2 separate regions of the Homo sapiens genome follow, and region 2 is linked to region 1. Evidence: read pairs that join two places in POLR2A ChIA-PET (ENCODE). Cell type or tissue: PC-3. All regions are shown on one strand. Each heading gives the region's core, and the rest is flanking DNA. Links, peaks and the distances in the headings are about the cores only. Region 1 holds the start of MED1 (mediator complex subunit 1). Region 2 has its middle 57 kb from the start of NEUROD2.

What was found. ChIA-PET counts read pairs that join two places held together with the same protein. Peaks named below come from ENCODE experiments on the same cell type or tissue, not always from the same donor. Only the 100,000 strongest peaks of a DNase experiment are listed, where the experiment ranks them.
Region 2: POLR2A ChIA-PET joins it to region 1 with 14 read pairs; 4 of 35 experiments call an interaction of 5 or more read pairs at or near these places.

What each region holds. Positions count from the first base shown.
Region 1 is chr17:39,449,211-39,453,595 of GRCh38, reverse strand. It overlaps MED1 (mediator complex subunit 1), which reads left to right and starts at 2,333. Exons shown (of 17, transcript NM_004774.4): 1 at 2,333-2,558. The coding sequence starts at 2,534. In PC-3, for the core only: no CTCF peak of the experiment used is centred there; a DNase peak (open chromatin) is centred at 2,265; H3K4me3 peaks cover 2,085 bases; H3K27ac peaks cover 1,120 bases.
Region 2 is chr17:39,548,612-39,552,996 of GRCh38, reverse strand. It overlaps a transcript of CDK12 not described here. Among named protein-coding and RNA genes, the nearest start is that of NEUROD2, 57 kb to the left of the region's middle. In PC-3, for the core only: no CTCF peak of the experiment used is centred there; no DNase peak of the experiment used is centred there.

The sequences.
Region 1 (4,385 bases), core at 131-4,130:
CACAGTGGCTCATGCCTGTAATCGTAACACTTTGGGAGGCCAACGTGGGTGGATTGCCTGAGCTCAAGTTCGAGACCAGCCTGGGCAACATAGTGAAACTCTGTCTCTACTAAAATACAAAAAAATTAGCTGGGTGGTGTGGCATACACCTGTAGTCCCAGCTACTTGGGAGGCTGAGGCAGAAGAATTGCTTGAACCCAGGAGGCGGGGGTTGCAGTGAGCCGAGATTGTGCCACTGCACTCCAGCCTTGGCGACAGAGCGAGACACTGTCTCAAAAAAAAAAAAAAAAAAAAAAAAAAAAAAAGAGTCCTTTGGCGCCTCCTTCAAAGCTTAGTCACTTACAATTTGCCCATTGTACCCATTTTCCTATGTATACTGTTCCTATATGTACCTTGAATACTTTTCTTGTTTAATGACATGGCTTTCTTTTTTTTTTTCAGACTCCGTCTTGCTCTTATTGCCCAGACTGGAGTGCGATGACACGATCTTGGCTCACTGCAACCTCCACTTCCCGGATTGAAGCGATTCTCCTGCCTCAGCCTCCCCAGTAGCTGGGATTACAGGCATGTGTCACCACACCCGGCTAATTTTTTGTATTTTTAGTAGAAATGGGGTTTCACCATTTTGGCCAGGCTGGTCTCGACCTCCTGATCTCAAGTACCTGCCTCAGCCTCCCAAAGGACATTGCTCTCTTATCTTCTAGAGTAGAACTTTTCCAATGGTGTCTCTCATCTGCATTTTCAGATGACAAATGATAACTTCTCATTCCATTCTGTAACCAGAAGTTAGTAAAGTTTATTTATAAGCTTTATAAAGTTAAAAATTTCCTAGCAACACTTAGTACAGACTTTTTTTTTTATTTGTATAGAGTTTCCATGATAAAGTGTAGTTGGGTATCTGGCATTGGTACTTAGGGCATAATAATTAATGAAAAAATTTTGAGCCCCTATGATTATAGTGACCAATCATATTTTCGGAACTCTAAATAAGATTAGCCTATCAAGCGCTAGGGTTGTGTTTTCATGTTTGTTTATTTGTCTGAGACAGAGTCTTGCTCTGCCACCCAGGCTGGAGTGCAGTAGCATGATCTCGGCTCACTGCAACCTCTGCCTCCCAGGTTCAAGCGCTTCTCCTGCTTCAGCCTCCTGAGTAGCTCCGCGACCAGCCGTGTTTTCATGTTTGTATTAGCAGCTCCAAATATACACATATTAGGACTCCACAGATGCTTACTAAGTGAAGAACACTTAGTTTGAGGATAGTAAAGGATACAGTTTTTTCTTTTTGAGACAGTCTCACTCTGTCACCCAGGTTGGAGTGCAGTGACGCGATCTCTGCTCACTGCAACTTTCGCTTCACGGGTTCCAGAGATTCTCCTGCTTCAGCCTCCCGAGTAGCTGGGATTACAGGAGCGCACCACCACACCTGGCTAATTTTTGTATTTTTCGTAGAGACGGAGTTTTACCATGTTAGCCAGGCTGGTCTCAAACTCCTGACCTGATGATCCACCTACCTTGGCCTCCCAAAGTGCTGGGATTACAGGCATGAGCCACTGCGCCTAGCCAGAAATAGTTTTGAAACTAAAAAAATGAGAAAAGGGGAATTAACTGTGCTATAGGCTCGCTTTGAACGTCATGTTACAATGCGCCACTATCTTTCTTAGGATGTAATTATTGCATCTAGTATCTCAGGTTAAACTTATCTTTCATAAGACACTCCTGATACCAATAGCCTTTGAAAATCTAGTCATGGCCGGGTGTGGTGGCTCATGCCTGTAATCCCAGCACTTTGGGAGGCCGAGGCGGGCGGACAGCGAGGTCAGGAGTTCGAGACCAGCCTGGCCAACACGGCGAAACCCCGTCTCTACTAAAAATAGCTGGGCGTGGTGGCGGGTGCCTGTAATCCCAGCTACTCGGGAGGCTGAGGCAGGAGAATCGCTTGAACCCGGGAGGCGGAGGTTGCAGTGAGCCGACATCGTGCCATTGCACTCCAGCCTGGGCGACAAGAGCAAGACTCCATCTCAAAAAAAAAAAAAAAAAAATTAAAAAAAAAAGAAAAGCTAGTCTTTCAGTACAGGGATCTGGAGATTTTAATTTGCGAGCTGTTTAACTGCTAAAATAAAAAAAAAATGGCGGTTTCCGCAGGGGAGCCGAAAGCTACCGGCCGGCAGGTTTAATATCCAGCGGCGCGAGGCCTGAGACAGCTCAGATCAAAGGGAAGACTGCGCTGAAAGAAATCTCGCGAGGCCGACGCATTGACCAATATTCGCGAGATTTCGATGCCCTGTCCTCTTCCTCTCTCTGGCAGGACCACGGTTTATCTCGCGAATTTTGGGAAGTTCCGTTGGGGAAGATGGCGGCGGCCTCGAGCACCCTTCTCTTCTTGCCGCCGGGGACTTCAGATTGATCCTTCCCGGGAAGAGTAGGGACTGCTGGTGCCCTGCGTCCCGGGATCCCGAGCCAACTTGTTTCCTCCGTTAGTGGTGGGGAAGGGCTTATCCTTTTGTGGCGGATCTAGCTTCTCCTCGCCTTCAGGATGAAAGCTCAGGGGGAAACCGAGGGTAAGTGACTGTAGGGGAAAGGAGGGGGCGGGACACAACTGGGGGAGCCAGTTTGTGAGAGGAGGTTCTTGCAGATGTCCCATGGGGGCCACTTTAGGGGCATAGAGTCCAGGAGAGGGAATGTGTATTAGTTTTAGATTGTCACTATACCCTCCTTGGTGATTATAGAGCTTCGACTTTAGGGCGATGGGGACTCTCAACTTCTGTGAAGATTTCATGCTCGACTAGGGCACTTTTGGCCTAAAGTGGTGGGAGACGGGGCAAATGAATACAAAATCAGCTTACATCTCGTTCCAGAAGAGACGCCTGAATAAATTTAGGGCTGTGTGTAAACGTACTGGAGACTATTTTGGCATCAATGAAATGATTAGGTCCTTATATTTATTAGCAGCCAGCAGTTCTCTACAATGTCAAGTGTTCAGATCCTGTGCCATTGTGTATTTTTAAAGTGCGCTGAATTTCGTTCTTTTATTGACCGAACTACGAACTGCAGAAAAACAACTTTTCTGTGGAACTTTACTAAGATTTTCTAAAGTTCCACACTCCGGCTAAGATGCTGCCTTAGCATTTTGGGCATAGTTCTGTTGATACAGTGAACTGTGTTATTGTTTATCTTCTCCAGTTTCCTCTGAGCTTTGCAGATTAGAGTCCTTGCCTGATTATTTTTGTATAGTTTCTGGCACGTAATAGTCGCTCAAAAAGTGTTGGAGCATCGAAGTACAGATATTTATCAGCAGGTTTCTCAAGAAAAACAAAGAGTGTGTTTTGGAGCAGAGGTCGAAAGGTGAGGCCGGGAGCAGTGACTCACACCTGTAATCCCAGCGCTTTGGGAGGCTGCGGCTGGAGGATCCCTGGAGCCCAGGAGTTCGCGACCAGCCTGGGCAACATACTGAGGCCCTGTCTCTACAAAAAAAATAAAAAAATTGCCGGGCACTGTGGCTCACGCGTGTAATCCCAGCACTTTGGGAGGTTGAGGCGGGTGGATCACCTGAGGTTGGGAGATCGAGACCAGCCTGACCAACATGGAGAAAACCCGTCTCTACTAGAAATACAAAATTAGCCGGGCGTGGTGGTGAATGCCTGTAATCCCAGCTACCTGGGAGGCTGAGGTGGGAGGATTGCTTCAACCCAGGAGGTGGAGGTTGTGGTGAGCCAAGACTGCGCCATTGCATTCCTACCTGGGCTACAAGAGCGAAACTTCGTCTCAAAAAAAAAAAAAAAAAAAAAAGGCCGGGTGTGGTGGCTCACTCCTGTAATCCCAGCACTTTGGGAGGCTGAGGTGGGCGGATCACCTGAGGTTAGGAGTTCAAGACCAGACTGGCTAACATGGTGAAACCCTTTCTCTACTAAAAATACAAAATTAGCCAGGCACAGTGGCATGCCTGCAATCCCAGCTACTTGGTAGGCTGAGGCAGGAGAATCACCCAAACCCGGGAGGTGGAGGTTGCAGTGAGCCAAGATAGTGCCACTGGACTCCAGTCTGGGCAACAAGAGCAAAACTCCGTCTCAAAAAAAAAAAAAAAGAAAAAAAATTGAAAATAAATAAAATAAAAAATTAGCTCCAGGTAGTGGCTCAAGGCTGTAATCCCAGCACCTTGGGAGGCCGAAGCGGGCGAATCACTTGAGCCCACAAGTTGGAGACCAGCCTAGACAACCTGGCAAAAGCCTGTCTCTACAACAGATACAAAAATTAGCTAGGCATGGTGGCACAAGCCAGTAGTCCCAGCTACTTGGGAGGCTGAGGTGGGAGGATTACCTGAATCCTGTAGGTCAAGGCTCCAGTGAGCCAGAATCATGCCACTGCACTGTAACCTGGGCGACAGAGCG
Region 2 (4,385 bases), core at 247-4,246, 99 kb before region 1:
AGTACTTTGGGAGGCCGAGGCAGGCGGATCACTTGAGGTCAGGAGTTTGAGACCAGCCTGGCCAACATGGTGAAACCACGTCTCTACTAAAAATACAAAAATTAGCCAGGCATGGTGGTGCGCACCTATAATCCCAGGTACTTGGGAGGCTGAAGCAGGAGAATCACTAGATCCCAGGAGGCAGAGGTTGCAGTGAGCTGAGATCACGCCACTGCACTCTCCAGCCTGGGCGATAGAGTGAGACTCCATCTCAAAAACAAACAAACAAAAAAGCCTTAGGAGTGGGAGGCAGATCTGACAGGAGTTACAAGAAAGGAGGCTCTGTTCCTTGGAGAAACACCCAGAATATAGACTGAATGCTTTTAGGGCCTTTTAGCCCTAGCTCTAACATGACTGCAATATGTTGGAATAGGGATGGACAAAGGGTGAAAAAGAGGGCTTACAGAAAGCCTGCCACCCTCTCTCCTTCAATGCATGCTCCTTTCCACTGCTGTGTGTTCCAGAGTAGAAACAGCAGCTCTGTAAACAGCAGCCATTTAATAAATCCTACAAACCATACTTGCTCTAAATGTCCTGCCACACATTAGGCAGCCAGCCCCACAGGTGGGACTACAGGTCTCAGTTCCCAAACTTCGCCCTCTGCCTTGTCACCACTTTCAGGTTTTTATCTGCTCTCCCAACAAGAGAATCTTCCTTTCCAGCCCCTTGGCACAGCCTTCCTCCCCTGCTGACACCCCTGGGGCCCTTAGAAGTAGGCACGGGGTCCTAGATAAATTCTTTCCAAACTGTTTTGGAGGGATCTGAGGAGAGCTCTTCTCATCCTGTCTGCAGTTAAGAAGGCAGGCAATGAGACAGCCAAGGAGATGACTCACAGTCTGAAGGAAGGGCTGGGTGAGGCTGGGGGGCACTTAGGCAGATCTTGCTCTTCTCAGGGGATTTGGGGATATAAAATGGGGAAGAGAAGGCAACTCTTGGGTGGGGGAAGGGTGTTGGGGGCCTGGGGAGTGTGATAAAGTTTTTACTGGCACTGCTTTCCAAGCTCTGTGCCTATCCTTGTCCCTAACCTAACTTAGTCTCATGAAGCATGGAACTAAAAATGTTGAATTTTCTGAGGAAGGAGGAGGATGGCAAGAAATGCCACCTTGGCAACCTAGTGGGAGAACCCCCTTTCTCCTTCATTTCTTCCCTCCTAACCCTAGCATGTGAACACTGAAGGAAGCAAGGGGTTGGGGATGGGTACAGCTGGAAACTTGCCCCTTTCTCCAGTGTACATCAACACTACAAGAGTCAGAGGGGTCTAAGAGCTCTAAGGCCATGGCACCACATGAATTCAGGAGCATTTCTAATTCAGCCTTCAGGGCCTTGAATTTAAATTCTATCTCTGTTCTAGGCTTTGCCATGGGACAAGACGTATAAGACTACTCCTTAACACATTTGTTGGCATAAGTTTCTCCAGTGGCTTATTATATTGCAGCAGGGAAATATGTGGTAAGATTTCAAAAAAAAAAGCTCAGCATTTAGTCTTGATTGGGGGATTTGCTTCTTGGTTAAGGAGGTGGGGTAAATAATGCATTTCCTTCCCTGTAGATCTTATAAGACATGGTAAAATTCCATAGGGGTCAGGGGCTGTAGGGGATTTGTGTACTTGGAAGCAAGAAAATGGATAAGATGATCTCTGGAACAAGCTGTATAGAGGAAATGTCCCCCTAATAGTGCTCCATAGAAGCTGAACCTGTCCATGACTCCCCTAAGTTGCTTCTAAGACAGGGGATAGAAACTTGAGACTTCAAGCAATGGAGAATAATATCCTGCATACCTTCTTCCCTTGACTTTCCTCCCCCAACACCTACCTACCTTTCCTTTTCCTGTGTTCCCAGAAATTCTCCAAATCCAGGAACACAAAGCAATACCAGGACAGGATTCAAATGATTTCCCCTCTCTGGGTCTTGTTTTTCACATCTGTAAAATGAAGGGGTGGGGCAAGATGAGCTCCAAGTTCCCTTTTTTTTTTTTTTTTTTTGAGACAGAGTCTTGCTCTGTTGCCCAGGCTAATTCTCCTACCTTAGCCTCCCAAGTAGGTGGGATTACAGGCACACATCACCATGCCCAGATAATTTTTTTGTATTTTTTGGTAGAGATGGCGTTTCACCATGTTGGCCAGGCTGGTCTCGAACTCCTGGCCTCAAGTGATCCACCTGCTTCGGCCTCCCAAAGTGCTGGGATTATAGGCGTGAGCCACCGCACCTGGCCAAGTTCCCTTTCTTGCAAAAGCAAGGTTCTACGATTCATACCCCAAAAGGCACCAGGCCTCATTTGCATGCCATTTTGCATGTAATCTCCATGGCACTTATTTTATGTCAAAACATACAGAAATACCTCTGAACCCTGCCCTTCTCCTCCGTCTCTCCATAGTCTCTGGTTCTATGGTCCATAGCTCTTGTCTTCTCTCTACAAGGACCTCAAAGCTCTGTCCCCACCTTCCTTTCACAATTTTACAGCACTCCCTGGGACAAGCCCAACCAGACAAAACCCCAGGAGCAAGAAAACAGCCTCACCTTATATTCTGGCTGTGATTTTGGGCTCCAGACCTGAGTCAACCAGTATAGTTCCAATCCGTTTGGAGGTCCTGGCAGTTGGGGGGAAATCCTGGCACCTCTCCCCAGTGCCTCCCTTCCTCCACCTCGCTATTCTCCATGCCAGAACGCAAAGTGGCCAGTGATTGATGGGCCTGGGTTCCCGGTAACCGCACCCAGTGGCCCAATCCTCCTCCCTTACCCAATCCCTCCCCTGTCCCTATTCAGATATCAGATTGTCTCATGTTGGTCCCTGAGGTCCCATTAATTAAAAATACATCCAATTAAATGGCAGGTGAAAACGTGCTATTGGAGCTCTATACCCCCCTGCCCCAGCTTGGTCTCTCCACCCCCTCAACCCCCCTTTTAAGGCTCAGCTGTGCTTTGAGCTGAGAGAGAGAGAGAGAGAGAGACAGAGAGAGAGAGAGAGAGAGAAAGCATGAGGGAGAGAGTAGAGGAAGACATGGGGCAGGGTATGATGGGGGGGTTATTTGATCCTCTGCCAGGGTAGCATGTGCCAGCCTGGGAGGGTGGCACCATGCCCTAGTGTCTAATTTCTGGAGGTGTTGAGTAGGTTCAGTCAGCTGGGTACCCATTTCCATTTCCCTTAAAGGGGCAGAGGGCAGTCAGAGGGCATGGCTAGCTATAATGCCTTCCTTTTGGGCTTTGTGGATGAAGGGCAAAAGTGTAGATGGCAGAGGGGCCTTATAGGGGGACATGTAAAAATCAGGGATTGGGAGAGTCTGAGGCCTCCATTCTTGGCATATCACTGCTCTTCCCCAAACTGGGAAGACTATAACGAGGAGCAGGCTGGGACCCAGGTGGCAGGGCATGGCGATGCTCCCAAGCCTGGCTGTGCCTACCCCTGCCCACAGGAAAGCTGAGAGAAGAATGGAGAGAGGGAGGAAGGAGCCATAACTTCGGTGGGAGCAGATGGGTCAGATAGGATAAAATATGCAGAGAGAGATGTTCATGTGGGCACCATGTCCCCTAGCACTTCATAGGTAAAGGACCTGAAAGGACCCGTCCTGTTTATCTTTTCTTCAAGCAAAAAGAAGAAGCAGAGCTGTAGCGTGAAGTCACCTTGGCCTGGCTGCCTGGCAGGCAGTGAATAGGGTATCTCCCTTGATGAGCACTGACCGCTCTCCTCCTCCATACTTACGGTGTCCCTAGCATTTTAGGTAAGGCATTTGCCCCCTTCCACCCCTCTGCAAAGCCCTCTGGCCCCAAGCGATACAAAACTAATGGGCACTGAAAGCTGTTGGGAGAGGAGCTGGGAAAGTAGGGGTGACTAAGGGTGACACTCAGAATCCAGGCAAGAGTGGGGGTTTTGCCAACCCAGGGCCCCCGTCTGGCCTCCTTGGCAGCCTCAGCACCTCCTCACTTCACTTTAACGCTAATTGGAGATTTTAATCTGCACTGCTGCTCTGCTCGGGGTGCTGGGGGGAGCGCCAGCTGTGCAGTAATTCCAGCAGCACCGACTGTTTAATCAAGCTGTCCTCCTGGGGAGGGGCCCTCAGGCATGGGGGTAGGAAGGAGGAGGAGAACCTCTGTCATGTCCCTTAGCCTGTTCAGCCTGGAAGGGCTTCATGGAGATGGAGGGTCAATTGTGGAGTCCTCAGTCCCATAGAGGCCCCAGGGCCATTTGGCACCCCTAGCAGAAACACTGCCTGATACAGGGTGGGTATGAGGCTCATGGCCCAAAGCAGCCCACACTCCTATCCAGCTTTCTGACACCATTTTTGGCTCAGGGCCCTGGAATGTCCTGGGGTGTATTCCAGCCACTGAGGCTGCAAACATCCACTAGACCAT